Regions from separate parts of the Mus musculus genome. Here region 1 is linked to region 2. Evidence: chromatin loops called from intact Hi-C (ENCODE). Cell type or tissue: left cerebral cortex. All regions are shown on one strand.

The links. A loop is a pair of places that touch in the nucleus more often than their neighbours do. Peaks named below come from ENCODE experiments on the same cell type or tissue, not always from the same donor. Only the 100,000 strongest peaks of a DNase experiment are listed, where the experiment ranks them.
Region 1: a loop joins it to region 2, with 6 times the contacts of the local background. A loop is called at or near these places in 19 of 42 quality-filtered maps.

The regions. Positions count from the first base shown.
Region 1 is chr13:4,125,978-4,133,977 of GRCm38, forward strand. Akr1c18 (aldo-keto reductase family 1, member C18) reads right to left here. Exons shown (of 9, transcript NM_134066.3): 9 at 6,638-6,859. The coding sequence ends at 6,817. Among named protein-coding and RNA genes, the nearest start is that of Akr1c18, 21 kb to the right of the region's middle. In left cerebral cortex, CTCF peaks have their summits at 3,310 (motif pointing right) and 7,289; DNase peaks (open chromatin) are centred at 3,317 and 7,291.
Region 2 is chr13:4,606,491-4,614,490 of GRCm38, forward strand. It overlaps Akr1e1 (aldo-keto reductase family 1, member E1), which reads right to left and starts at 2,674. Exons shown (of 10, transcript NM_018859.2): 1 at 2,595-2,674; 2 at 901-1,068. The coding sequence starts at 2,633. It also overlaps the pseudogene Rpl29-ps2. In left cerebral cortex, CTCF peaks have their summits at 2,211, 2,419 and 4,637 (motif pointing left); DNase peaks (open chromatin) are centred at 2,735 and 4,621; H3K4me3 peaks cover 1,453 bases; H3K27ac peaks cover 824 bases.

The DNA of each region.
Region 1 (8,000 bases), 480 kb before region 2:
TTGGGGGCGGGGATGCATGCCTGCTGCAGTCAGGCTGAAGGGTGTTAATTGACCTGCTTGAAAACCAAAATCCAGACAGTGAAAGGCAACAGTACAAAAGCTTATTTTGGGGAAGTCCAGGTACTCCATTCAATTGCAAATTAGCAATGACCAAACTCAGGCTTTGAGCTCCTGGTGTGGGGGAGCTGGTTTTGAGAATTAGCAGAAAGGCCAGAGATTCTCTGGAAGTGGAGGCTGAGCTCTAAATTAACTTTGCTAGGTAGTTAAGAATTTTAGCTATCTACAATAGGAATCTCTAATATTGGAATTATTACTAGACCAGTCTAAGAGTGAGTTAGAATAACTGGTCACATTGAAGAAAAGAGAAAAATAATTATGACTCTATTAAATGACTAATCTTTCTAAGTTAGAATATACAGTCTTTGATGTTCTTATTGCCATAAAGTTAAAAAGCTTGAAGCAAGGCAGCTTCACTAGTCTAAACTGGAAAAATGGCGAGCAAGGATGGGTTGAAAACATGTACCCAATTTAGTTTCCTTGTCACTTCAGTCAGGGCACTGAGCCAACTCACCTGCCAGCTTGTCAAATGAATTAACCATCATGCTTCTGCAGCGTTCTGTGGAGAGAACCTATGTTTTTCCCTTCCCTAATAAGGTAGCTGTTTAGGATCAAACCATATGCCAATAAGTAGGTCCTTTTAAGATACTATAAAGCATTTATTAAGTTCTTGACATCCAAATTTCAAAATTCTAAAATAAAAGTATGATTTAAATAGTGTGCACAGGATTGCACTAAATAATATGCACGGGGATATAATTTCCCCTTTCTTTGTCTTTTAAGAAGTTAAAGTTTTAAAGTTCCACAATACCTTGTCCTTGAGAATTAATAATTTGTTGACAAAACATCTCAAATACTTGACTGTTATAGTCAGTATTCATGTAACATGGGCAGTGACTAATAGCACTTTCAATTGTTTCTCTTAAGGAGCGGTTGTAACTAGAAAGCTTGAAAGGTTATTAATAGTCACATGTGCATAATTTATTTATTTATTAACTTAGAAATAAGAGCATTTATTTGCAGCAATTATTTATTAAGTATAAGTCCTCAAGAATTCACACCCTTATGTGGAAACAAGTAGTAACTGAGGACACTAAGAGGAAAGAATTTTACATGCACAATTTCCAAGAATATTAAAATATTATCGTAAATCATAACTGTTTTGAATATATAAAGAACGAGATTATATCTCCAATCTATCTTATATGTAGGACCTATAGACTGCCTGAGACAGCATGGCATATAAATCCAGCATGGCATATAAATCCAGCATGGCATTGCTTTAAGATGTCCAGGCAATCCAGAACAATTTATTAAATGTCTAAAAACAGCCTTCTTAAAAGGACAGCATTTTTTCTATGAGTTGTATATGCATAAGCAATTGAAAATTTGAGAACTAATAGCATCCGAGGGACAAACAATCTTAAGCAATTGTGAGCTCTGAGATATAATATTGACTATTAATATACAAATTAAGGTTTGATTGTTCGGCATTTTAAAACACCATCTACAGCACACAACTTAATTATCTGTGCTGAACCAGGAGGAAACTCAAAAGAATAAACGTGTGATCTAATTCACATCTACTTATTTCCCATAGAGGGGTTGTTTTTAAATAGAGTAACTGGGATGCATGCATGCATGAATTTATAGAAGATACAAAAGCATGCATAAAAACAAATTTTAACTTATCTATTATTATTTAAAATGATGGTATGCAATAGGTCAATTATTAATATTCTGTAATAACCAATTTAACTGCTGTTTTGAACACGGAACAGACACTTAGGTTTTTAAGACACAATTTTTTGTTATAGATTTTCTCAAATACACGAATATATCTTACAATTCTTTATTAGCACCACAGTAGTTTTAGTAGGATGCTGAAACTGTGCTTTGAGGTGAATGCCGCCTCGGCCTTGCCCAATCTGTTGTAGGCAAGAAAGCCCAAGCAAGAGCGGTAGAGCACCCCGAGTCTTAGCAGGAAAAATACGGCTACCCTGGTCGGGACAGGTGAGGCTCATGGGGCAATGGCTTTTGCTACAAAGCTGCCTGCTTTCTGGAGGCCTCCCGTACCACTACAGCTCAGGGAAAGCTACGTGCCCTAAGGTCCCCCTCCACAGCAGCCAACAGCTAGCTGGCTCCATGTGGGCCAACGATCGGCTGGGAGGATGAGAAAAATGACTTTACAATAATGTTTTCTCTTGCCAAAGAACTGTTGTGGGCACAGCTAATATTTAATTACCATTGATTATAATTAATAAGAATTATAAAAGCTTTCTTTATTTTCTGCAAAGCCTTCTGTAGTAAACTAAAACCCTAAGTAATAAAAAGATATTGCCCCTGAATCTTTTTAGGAGCAACAGCTACTCCCCAGAACTTAAAAGCTCCTTGTGTGAGAGCAATGATTTAAAGTAAACTTCCGTTGAGAGGCATTAGCTAATAAATATTTCTACTTAGAAAACCATATACACTGGAAGATTAAAACTCTTTGCTTCTTGTATAGAAGCAATTTTGCTATGATAATATTCAAATTTACAAAAAAGGTTAGTTTAAAATGATACTGATTACCCGGATTCATCAGCTAATAAATTATGGATACTTTTTTGCTGTTTCCCTTTCTTTCCCTTTAAAGCTTGATGGTTTAGTAATTAGTAAAAATCACTTTGATACTTAACAGTGTTACAAATTTAAACAATAACATCCTTTTTGAGGTAGTCCCTGGAAGACATTCAATCATATTTGAACATGTGGAAGAAAATATACTCCACTTTTATGATAGGGAAGATGACAAACTATAAAATATAAATTTATATAAAGTAGTACATACATTCATACAATACATTTTATATTATACTAGTCTTGTCTTCAATTGGACACAATTTTCATCAAATGCATATAAAGCATTAATGATGAACTGAAGTAATATGTATACATGTATACATGCTTACAAAAATATATAGGACATTTGTTTCCCTGGACTTTGTAACTTATTACAAAATCAATATAATATATTGATGGTGAACATTCTCAGTTCACGGGGCTTGTCTGAGTTCGGATGAATGCTTGAAACGAGGGGGGTTAAGTTGCATTTTGGATATATCTGTTGTATCTACAGCAAGCATGAATTTATGATAGTAAAGCCCCCAAAGCCTCCCCACGACTCAGAATGACCAAGGGACATTAGAAGGATTGTTGTATGGGCACAGTTCCTTGAGAACAGAACAGGACCATTGTAGGAAGTATGGGCAAGCCACTAGGTGGCGATAGAAATTTCACATTGTAGGCAAGCAGCAATACTGTTTTACTACTGAAGGAAACAAATGACTCAGGTCAGTGATCTTAATACTGGTTAGCTGCGGGTGAATGTGTCAGCCCTGGAAATTTCGTGTTCACCCTTCTTACAGGGTGTGGTCTGGAGATGTCTAAAGTTTCCAGATATTTCTAGGCAAATCAGGGTTTATGTGAGAAAAGCATTTGTTTTGTAAATGTCACAGATTTGCTACAAAAAGATGAACACCATGGTTAATACAACCCACCCTGTGGAGGTTGGCACCATTATTGGCAATTAGTATAACTGGGAAATAATTATAGATCAAGGAGAGCAGAGAGCTGAGATCTATGTGGAAAGAACACTTATAATGTATAGAGCAAGATCAAGTTCAATACATATCCATCACATTTAAATGAAGCATACTATAGATGTAGTATAAAAATAGTAACAATGATGCCTTGCATCAAAAAGTCCAGCAAGATGCCCCAGTTTGATGGGCAGAAACCATGGAACAAATTCTCTCTGTACTGAAAACTGTCCATGGCCTGAATAATGTGACTGTCGAAATGCAGATTTAGGTACAGTTATGTGAAGGCTTTTTTTTAATGGATATTTTATTTATTTACATTTCAAATGTTATCCTCTTTCCTATTTTCCTCTTCACAAACCCCTATTCTATCTCCCTTCTCCCTGCTTCTATGAGGGTGCTCCCCAACCCACCCACCCACTCCCACCTCACCACCCTTGCATTCCCCTACATTGGGACATCAAACCTTCACAAGACCAAGGGCCTCTCCTACCATTGATGGCAGATAAGGCATCCTCTGCTACATCTGCAGCTGGAGCCATGGATCCCTCCATGTGGACTCTTTAGTTGGTGGTTTAGTCCATGGGAGTTCTGGGGGTTCTATTTGGTTGATATTGTTGTTCATGTGAAGGCTTCTTTAATTATCTTTGATTAGGTAGGTGATATTACTCATGTCATTAAGATGCAGAGAACAGGAGGGTCTTTCTATTTGAAAACACTTCTGTTTGTTCTGTGGCAAGTTAAAAACTAAGTGTTCTTGGGATGGTTTTATCTTGTGATATCTGGTCTTTGACTATCAGAAGTCAATGGTTTGTTCTTTCTGTATCACTTGAAGAACTTAATACCTTCGTACTTGTTATTGGACTATAAGTTTCCTGTATTGTCTTAACCCCACTGGGGATAAGGAATGCCTTTTATATCATTGTTTGACATCATATCATATGTTTAAATCATTTGACAAACATAAGACTATATGGCATACTTATTCTTTGTCAAATTTATGTGTTTGCTGTTTTGAATTTGAAAACATTTGACACGCTCCCTCTTGTTTTTGTATCTTCTCTTCTATGGAGCTGTACTAACCCAGGGCAAGGTGTAATACATGATATATAAGCACAGGAGCCCCCATGAATATGGAGGTGTAGTTTGGAGGTGTTCTAGAAAAAGTATAAGAATTTCTTTTCTGATTATTTCCTGATATGATTGACAGTTACCAAATGAAGTTTCTCATCTTTGTTCTGGATTTCTCTTAGATGCAATTTTTTAAAATTTTCTTCAATTTCTCAGAAGAGGTGGGTCTTAAAGCTTCTTAACTATGTGGTCACTTCCAAAGATACTGGGCTAGCAAAGTGAAGTTATGTCTTTTCATGGGGTCCCATAAAAGTCCATTGGGATTCCTTTCCAACAGTGTGTTGACATTGGAGCATAGAATGCCGTCTGTCCTCAGCTATATAATCTGTCCTGTAAGAAGATGGAATGACTTTTAAAATGGAAGTCGTTAGGAAGTGAGTGTGTTACACATTGATAACATCTTTGTGAACATAGAAACTTTAAAGAATATTTCTTGAAACTTATAAGGGAACATATGATGCTATGTATGTGTCTTTGAAATTTAGAACTTAATAGTTTCAAGGCCAGAGTTAGGAGGAAGATCCATTTATGGGACTGTTTGCTTGACTGTCACTTATATAATAAGTGTTTACTTATTATATGATGGTGTGCATTCCATTAAACATATATATGGAATGTGATCAAGCAAGTCAAACATTCCATTGTATACCTTATTAGAGACACAAACTCATAAAGCTCAGAGGTTGTGATGAGAAACTATAATATATGCTGCACACAGAACTGTTATAGACTTAGCAAGCCTTTAATTACCGAGTCCTCATAGGCAAGTCACATAGAATAGGCCAGAACAGTCTGGTGATAGTCTGATCACATCATTGGTATCTGATGTGTGATGTAGTGAGAAAAATACAATTGATCCACCATCTAGAATAATGCATCTAGTTGTGGATCTCTTTTTTGAGAAAACCATCAGTGCTAAGTTTTGTTACAAAAGACATCCTTATAAATGGCTATTTTGGCTAGAAAATGTCACCATGGGTCACCTCTGTGTTTGTTCCAGTTATCCAGAGCTTGGGTATCTTTATGGTCAGGTTTATCTTTAGAAAAGATTAACCAATATAAAAGAGCACATCCTTCACTGGATGCTTTGGCTAGGAGTAAAATCAATTTAGATTACTAGGTAGGCTTATTTATGGCTGCAGGACTTTGATCTAGACAGTATAAATTAAGTTTCTGATAAGATGTGTGCTATGTCATTATGTAATCCTCTGGTGTGGTATGAGTAAAGACTATGTAATCCAAACGGAATGAATAAATCCACTAACTCCTGCAGATAGAGCCTTCATGACAACTTTGCTTATAACGAAACACACACACACACACCTATACATATACACATGCCACAAGATCATTAACAAAGCACGTTTAAATCATAGGCCTTTTAAAGTATCTTAGAAGAAACAAGGGATTTCCTTGAGTTGTTTCTACAGAAGGACAACATTTATAATTTTGTATGGGCTGGGCACACCAGAGTTTGGTTCTGTTTACCTCCTAAAGACCTCAAGATCTTTGCAGACTGACTCCCCTCTAGGCTTCCTCCAAGTCTCATACAGGAGCTGCAATATCAGTTTCTTGGGCCTCTATGCCTTGAGCTTCTGGGGCTGTGGTTGCTCTTCTCAGGTGTGTCTTGCATTTTAGACCGCATGTGGAATATTTTTTTGTCCTTTGAACACCAGGAGAAACATAGGCTGATAAAAACCCTTCTAATTGCTGCTTCCATAAAGGGTGAGAACTCTCTCTGTACCTAACCTAGAAATGTCAATAGAATGGCTGCTATCTTTCAAACACTGCACATACATTTCCAGATAAATCAGTTTGACTTCTTAATGAGGCAGGAGGAGGTAAAACATTCAAATCATACACAAGAGTAGATGAGGTTGAAGCAAAATATTTTTATTTATTTATAGAAAAGAAGCAAAATTTATTGAATTAACTGGGGGTGAGTTGCTAAGCAGTGATTGGAGGCGGTGTGTCGAGTTATTGGCATCTGAGAGTCCAGCATCACACAAAAGATCTTCTAATAGAACTCGTGGCAAGGGCCTCCATCTTAATATTCATCGAAGAATGGAAAGTTAGGGTGAGCCTTAAACCTGCAGTAAGAAAGAACAATGCACAATGTTTCTGGTGACTGATTATATAGTATATGATTTCTATAAAGATGCCTCTGAGGTGGAAATTGAAAACTGTTTTCTGATAAAGCCAGATGACCTCTGCTCTTATTTTTTAAAACAGTCCTTTATGATAGATCTGAAGAACAAGTGAGCTGTTCAAATTATATTTTCCTTGAAACTTAATACATAAAGAGTCCAGAGACAATCAAAGATATATGCCTTTCTGCAAAACAAAGAGAATTTTACTGTAAATTCTCAATGAAGCAGAAACTGATTTTTGCCTTGTTTTGCATTGGTTAAGTCTAGTTATGTATTTGACAATAATAAATACCTTTGAGGGGCTGTGAGATGACTCAAAAGGTAACAATGCTTGCTGCCATCCCAGGTGACTTGAGCTATATCCCCAGGCACCACGTGGTGGCAGTACAGAATCAACTTCTGCAAGTTGTCCTATGACCTTAACTTGCATATTATGCATATCATATTAAGTGCACATCAAATTAAAAGTAATAGAAAGTTTAAAATACTTTTTAGGTAATAAAAAACTGATAGCAGCTTAGTGACTTTTTTTTTTTTTCGAGACAGGGTTTCTCTGTGTATCCCTGGCTGTCCTGGAACTCACTTTATAGACCAGGCTGGCCTCGAACTCAGAAATCTGCCTGCCTCTGCCTCCCGATTGATGGGATTAAAGGCGTGCACCACCATACCTGGCTTAGTGTCATTTTTTTAAAGTCATTAATTATTCACTAGTTACTTATGACACAGATTTACACCTAACAAGGATGTCATTCATGAGACTAAAGTTTCTTGGAGATTAGTTACTATATGAAACTAATGATGTAGCATGAAACTGACAAAATGATTTATCATTTAATAGAAGTAAAAGTCATGGATTGCTTGCCATTATTCCCATCTCTTTGATAAGGTGAGCTTACTTCTCATTATTTTCCTCTATACTATTAGAACATTAGCAATATTTTGCTAATATAGGTAATAACCCACCTAATGACTTTGGATCACGTGCAGTTCTGCATTCTAGTACATCCCATATGTTATAATGCTTAATTTGAATTAATTACGATTAATTTTATCACGAGGAGAAGAAATTTCCTGCTTAACT
Region 2 (8,000 bases):
TGCTGCATTCATGCATACAGCATGATTGACTTCACAGAGACTCCCACACCTGCTCATTCATGCATACAGCATGATTGACTTCACAGAGACTCCCACACCTGCTGCATTCATGCATACAGCATGATTGACTTCACAGAGACTCCCACACCTGCTCATTCATGCATACAGCATGATTGACTTCACAGAGACTCCCACACCTGCTGCATTCATGCATACAGCATGATTGACTTCACAGAGACTCCCACACCTGCTCATTCATGCATACAGCATGATTGACTTCACAGAGACTCCCACACCTGCTGCATTCATGCATACAGCATGATTGACTTCACAGAGACTCCCACACCTGCTGCATTCATGCATACAGCATGATTGACTTCACAGAGACTCCCACACCTGCTCATTCATGCACACAGCGTGATTGACTTCACAGAGACTCCCACACCTGGTCATTCATGCATACAGCGTGATTGACTTGCTTCCTGCTTGTACAGCTATCACCTCAGAGTCAATTTCTTAGTGTGGAGTTTGGAATGTGCCCTTTGATCACCTCTAGCAGGTGATTCCAAGTTAAGGCCGGTCTATGTAGTAGACAAGAATTCAAAAGTGCTCGGACTTTATTCTCTTCACTACAGACACAAAGGTGGTGTCACTCAACCAAGATTTCATTCATGAAAGTATTGTTGATTGGTGGTATGTCTCTGCATGGCCACCTGAATGGCCAAATAATAAAACAAAGATGTAAGCAAACAAAACATAACCTCACATGTTCACAAAGCTAGAGGAGAATCAACTACATCCCCAAAGCACCAATTCCCATAAGGAAACTGACCAAATCCTCTAGGCTAGATGGTTCCAGCTCTGCCAGGAGCTTTGCCTGCGGAAGTGGAGAAGCCTTACCTTACTGACTACAAAGAGATCCTCTCTCTTCACCACGCCCTCCTTGATCTTCTCACTGATTCCCATTCCCACCTCGCTCTCATTGTGGTATAAGTAAGCACAATCGAAGTGCCGGTAGCCCAGGTTGATAGCCAACTTAACTGCATCAGTCACTTCTCCTGGGGAGGCCTGGAATATAACCAAACACAAGGAAAGTTTCTTCTGTCAGGGGAACCCAATCCCCTTTCTCCCCCGTCATGTGGGAAAGTATAGCCAAGCAATACATAAATACTCAAATCAGTAAAGCAGTATGAACATCAGCCAGACCAAAAGGTAGAGAATGGAACGTCATAGTCAGAATATGATTAATATTCTGTTCTGCTATCTTTACTCATTCTGGAAACAGGGTGCTTTTCAGCTCTTGCTGTGTTGTGCTTCCCGATTACAGAAGGGCTAAGAACAGCTGGGGCAGGAAGCGGTCTGATATTTAGCACCCAGGGATGCATGAATCAACTGTAAACATAAAACAAGTATCACACACATGGACTCACTCAATATCTGTAGGGTACACACAGGAAAAGCTTAGTGAGACACAGACATTTCCATCAAATATGAAAAGTGTAGCTCAAGGTAGCTTTGAATTTGATCTCTTCCTTGCTTTGTCCTAAATGACTTGGTTATTGGATCAAGGGGATATACATATCTAGCATAGCGACATTATTTAAGATCATCAGTCAGTGTCACATTTGCTATGGTTTTCCATTGCCTTCACATATTTTGAAAGTCATATTCCTGTGTCTTCAGGAGATAGAATTAAATGCTTCAATTGTGTTGGGAGGGTGATTCCCCCCCCCCCACACACACAGTTTTATTTATTTATTATTTTATTGACATTTCTTTCATCTCACATCTCAGCATTCACTATGTGGTACCAAAGAACACTCAAATCACCAAATTGCCAAAATAATAATAATAATAATAATAATCCCATCCTTTTTACAAAAAATTCTGGAGAAACATTTATTTGAAAACCTTCCTATAAACAGAATTTTTAAATTTACTTTTTTATCAAAAACAAAACAAAACAAAACCCCCAAACCATAAAAAGAAACAAATTTTGATCATGCCTCCCCCTCCCCCACAACTTGTCCCAGAGTCAGACAGGCCTATTCAACTATTCAACTTCACGTTCATTATGCCCTACATTCAAAATCAACTGAGCAAGCAGTGTAACTACTCGCAAATATCTCTAATGTCGCTAGTGGACTCCAGAAGTAGACATTACACTTACATCGGTGCAATTATTTAATTATTTTTATTTGGTTTGTTTTAGCATGCAAAGTAGCACGCTTCCTTGTGGCCATTTGACACACACTCGGTTTTGCTGTGCCAAGATGAGTGCCACTAGGCATAAATGATTTTTCGGAGGCTGGGGGTCCGTGATTAGCTCACACAAGGCTAGGTTAACAGCACACTGCTTTATTTAAAGTTAGTCTAACAGCTTTGAATCCTCGCAGGGAGCAGGGTGTTTTAGGATCACAGGAGAGAGAGTCCAACTTCTCCTCTAATCCGTCTGGGGGAAAACCTTAATCAGAGCCCGGGTCTGGAAGGAATCACCCTAGGCAAAAGAAATCCCGTGCCCCTGGCTGTTTTTGAGCATGTACTCATCAGGCTCCGGGACCCTTAGCCCCACCCACACCGGAGTGTGTCCTCACCTTCCAGGTGCCCAAGCCCACTGTAGGGATGTTTTCCATGGTTCCCCTTTGCTCAAAGGCTCAGCCTCTTCCTGCACTTTAGCGGCCAGAGAGCGTTCCAGGGACCTCAGGAAATGCCGTGATAGGCTGGAGTTCTGGCAGTTTAATTGGCTGATGGAGAGGTCGCTTGGTGCTCTGATTGGCTGAGAGCATAGTCCATCTTTCAGGGGACCTAAGCAATTGGGTTTGGTTGTGCTTTATCTCTGTCCTAAATCCTCTATGATCCTAAGAATTCCGTCTCCGAGCAACCTGCCTAAAGCCCAGATCCAGTGCTCTGTCCTTCTTGCAAACAGGCTGTGGTTCAGGATATTTCCTGGACATCAGATGTTTTAGATTGATGATCGTTTCTAGTATCCTGGAAAAAACAGGTTTGACTATATCAGCTGTCTTGAACCTTGCAATGATGATGAGTGCTACTTTGAGGTGATTGCCATTTTAGTAATAGAGGAAATATAATCTGAATATCATTTTTAAGGTGTGTCTTATGGAATTAAAAAAATCAAGATTAAAAATTAAACATCTCTGGAAGATTATTCACTGTAATAAGAACTAATAATAAGGGAGGTCATTTAAAGAGAGCAAATAGTATATAGGCAGATTTTGAGGGAGGAAAAGGAAGAGAGAAATGTAATTATAATTGCAAACAAAACAAAACAAAACAAAAACAAAAACCCAAGGGTCTTCCCACAAGATAATCCCTCAAAGGAATGCCTACAAGACTGTCTCCCAGGTGATTTTTAGGTCTTATTCAGTTGGCAATAATCCTAAAATCACAAGCTGAAACATCTAGAAGGAACCAGAAAACCAGCCCATAAACGCAAAGGTAAATAGCTATTTCGAAAATATTAGCATTACTAAGATGATTAGAAAAATTGAAGATTTGCGTGTTACAGTGCTTAGAATTTTGTATCCTTCACTATGTTTGTTAATAACTTATTAAAAACTTAGCAGAATTCAACAATTTTACAATTTCAACCCAAAGTTTTGTTTTGTTATTTTAATTTCTCTGTTGCCATATTACACATCTGTTCATTTGTTTGAGTTTTTCAAGTGCTCATGGCAGATGCACTGTGGATGTGGAAAACTCTACATCTTCTCCAGTTCTCTTTTTTTATTTATATTTTGTAAAAATGGCAAAGTTAAGCCATTAACGGTCAGACAACTATTTGTAGCTTTCGATCTTTATGCAGATTAACATGGAAGTATCCATTTGCAAGAGGATGTGTTTTCAGATGTTCAATATTATTAGTACTCTCTCTCTCTGATAAGCTTTTATTACTCATAGCGACACTTACACTTTCAGTTCATAAATCTATAGAAATATTGTCCTATCTTTAAATGATTTCTATCATTTCATAAAAGGGTAGTTTGATCTAGGGATGCCTTCTTTTTTAATGGTCATTTCAGATTTCTTAGGTAGTAATTTAGCAGAAACCAATGTTACAGATGTAAATACTTGAAAAACATACAAGCATGCTTTACAAGAAATTATTGAAACCTCAAAATTTGATGAGGTAGTTTATTTTAACACACAGAAAACTTTTGCCAGGTTCTCATGGCAGGCAGAGACAAATATATACACTAACATATACATAATGAACATATACACATGCATATGTATATGTGAATGCAAATACATCTGCTCAATTATCCATTCAATAAACAGCATATTCTGGTCAGTACAAGCAACTTAACAAGGGTAAACCGGAAATATTTGGATGCCATTAGGTTAATTTTGCATATGTATTTAATAAATGTCATTTTAGAAAACACATTTTATTCTTATATATAGGTAATTGTGAGAAAAATCAACAAATTTAAAGGGCAAGCTGGTAACTACACAGGAGACACTTCACCTAAACTTTGGAACTATTTTGCAATAATTCTTCATAATTAAGAAATACAATTGAAGACACACTAATAAGTTGTATGAAAAAACAAAATCATAAGACACATGAACTTTATAAGTTGATTCTTCCTGCCCTCTGGTGGTTGTTTCTCAAAATACAGATGTGTATGTAGGAATATATGTAGGGTGTGTATAAAACATATATAAATGATATATAATATATAAATGTATATCTAGAAATACATATATTTAGACATGTATTTATGAACACATATATGTCTATACATATGTGTATATGTGTGTTTAATTGAAATGCCATACTACCTCACACAGAGTATAACATTTCTCCCAGTTGCTAAATAAAAAGCTCAGTGACAGGTGTACCATACCTTACCTTAAGCTGTTGTTTTGGAGGTTGCAGAGACCTCTAAAATATTGCAGGTCATTGACGGTGATCTTGGATGTGGACCAGAAGAATTTGATGATATAATTCTAGTATTAAAGACATCATATATTCTGTTCATAGGAAACAGAGAAATAAAGTTGGTATTGACTAGGGAACTTCTCTGCTATCCAGATTGCATGCTGTGTGGGCTGCTGTAGGAGAAAAGTCATCAATAGGTTTTCTATCAGAAAACATTGGAGGCAAAATGATATGCTGCATGGCAAGATATGCTTGTAGACATGCATAAATGTTTTGGGCAGGTAATCAGTTCATTCTGACTAGATATGAGGACCATTCCACAGAGAAAAATGCATGCCTAGCACAATAATCATGGACAAGAATTCATGGTTGCAGAATGAACAAGCCCGGGATTAATCTACTAATATCAGCTTTCTAAATAACATTAGACTATTGTCTGAATGGTTAATCTATATAACTTTGAATGGTGCACCTCTTAGATTTTATCAGAGAGATGTCTTTGTTCTGTAGAGGGAAATCAATACAGAAACATACAATCGGTCAATGCATAGAGAACACCTCATGTTTGTGAGGTGTTCATCCACAGATGAGACAGCTATATCACAAACCTCCTCACAAGATTCAGAGGTCCCTTTAGGAGAGGTGGGTCAAAGAGTGGTAAGTTGGAGAGAACTGAAGCCAAACAATGGTTTTTTTGCACATGATATTAGCATGAGTTTGCAGCAGCAGTGGTTGCCTGCAAAAAACCTAAGCAAGAGCAAGACAATAAAAGACTCAGTGTGTAAAGCATGAGAGTCTTGAGTGCCCCACCCCTAGCTGATGAGCTATTGATAAGCAGATGACTGCTTCTAGAGGAAGGGTAGTTGGTTCTCGTTAAGTTTATAATTTCTGGTAAGTCAACCATACTCAAGTGGATGCCCCCACAGCTGTGAGTCTGTGGACATATGGACAGAGCACATTGGATTGGTGAGAGACGGGAGTAGGGGTCAGGTGGGAGTTTGGCAGGTGTGGGGAGTGGATCCAGAAGAAGTTACAGAGTGAAATTCTGGGTGAAACAATCAAAATACTTTGTATAGATGTGTGAAATTCTCAAGAAATTAATACAAATAAAATAACAACTGCATACACAGAAATCTATTATTAGAGAAAAAATGACTCCATCACAATGGACAACATTGACTGTATATAACTGAAGCAGGATACACATTATTTCATTATCTCATTAGCACATTCACTAAAGGGATAATATTCTGGACCAAATATATACATAAATGGGCTTTAGTGTATAAAATACCATATCATTTGGACTTTGAGTTACAAGTTGTTTCTCCACCTCTGAGAGGACAGAAACCAGAAGGGACAAACCTACAGCAAATGGTGGCAATTATAAGAAAGTAGGCTAAATGTTGTGAGAGAATGAGTAGGAGACGGGGAGGTGTTATGAGATATGGAAAAAGAATAGCCAACAGGGTATAATGTGTTGTAATAGTGTGGGCTGTAGGAGGCACCCACTTCTGATATCTGCATTAGACAGTTGAATGGATGAAGATTCAATCTGTCAACAATAAAAGGGTAAGACAAATGCTAGGAAAGGATTGAGGGTATTTGAGACCTGTGGCATTGTACTTAGTTTAGTTTTTGTATTGATTTTCCAAAAGAGCATTGTTTAGATCAAAGATGAAACACTTTCTAGAAAAAGAAAGAACTTAGCATCAAAATTTTCTATGTGATAAGTGTCCCAAGTTATGAGTAAAGAGTTGAAAAGACAAAACAGCTTGATAGGCATACATAAAACTTCTGTTTCTTAGTCTCATAGTTAGCCCCCTCTCCAACCCACATACACAGAGAGAGGGGAGATAAGGAATTGGAGAAGAGGGGAGGGATGGAGCAAGAGGGATGGGAGCAGGAGAGGGAAAGAGAAAATGGGAGAAAGAAAAGCAAGGAGAAAAGGAAGAAAAGACTTTGAGTTGACCAAGACTTAAAGTTAGCACACAACTTAAACATGGAAAATCCATGACACCTATATTAGTTAATTTCCTGTTTCTGAATAAACACCTCAAGAAATGTAATTTAAGAAAGAATAAGTGTATATTGGATTAAGATTCCAGAGTGAAGTGTTCATCAATGGAGGGTAAAGCCTGGCAGCAGGCTGCATGAGCAAGAAGGTGGCTGATGAAATTTATTCACACATAGAAAGAAGAGAGTGGGAGTGAAGGAGGAGGAGGAGGAGGAGGAGAGAAGGAGGAGGAGGAGGAGGAGGAGGAGGAGGAGGAGGAGAAGAAGAAGAAGAAGAAGAAGAAGAAGAAGAAGAAGAAGAAGAAGAAGAAGAAGAAGAAGAAGAAGAAGAAGAAGAAGAAGAAGAAAGAGAGAGAAAGAGAGAGAGAGAGAGAGAGAGAGAGAGAGAGAGAGAGAGAGAGAAACAGAGACAGAGACAGAGACAGAGACAGAGACAGAGAGAGCAATCAACTAGGGAGACTCAGATATTGGGACTAATTGTGAAGGGTGTGGCTAAAGGTGTTGACATAATGTCCTCTATAGATAATCTCAAGTTTATCTGAAATATCTAAAGCTTAGGGTGAGAGGAATATGTCTCATGACATCAAGATACTTGCCTAGAGAAAGGGAAAGTAGGTCAAATCAAGTTCACTGCTATGTCCAAAGTATGTATTACCTATATGTCAAAATTACAAAGGCACTTTGTAAAGAAGTAGCCATTGAAAAACAAAAAACCTTTTTCTCTTCCGGTCCCAGGCACTTCGGGAGCCGCGGGTTACTGTGCAGACATGGCCAAGTCCAAGAACCACACCACACACAACCAGTCCCGCAAATGGCACAGAAATGGCATCAAGAAACCCCGGTCGCAAAGATACGAATCTCTTAAGGGGGTTGACCCCAAGTACCTGAGGAACATGCACTTTGCCAAGACGCACAACAAGAAAGGCCTGAAGAAGATGCAGGCCAACAATGCAAAGGCAGTGAGTGCGCGCGCAGAGGCCATCAAGGCCCTGGTGAAGCCTCAGGCCATCAAGCCCAAGATGCCAAAAGGCCCCAAACTCAAGCGGCTGGCTTTCATCGCTCACCCTAAGCTTGGGAA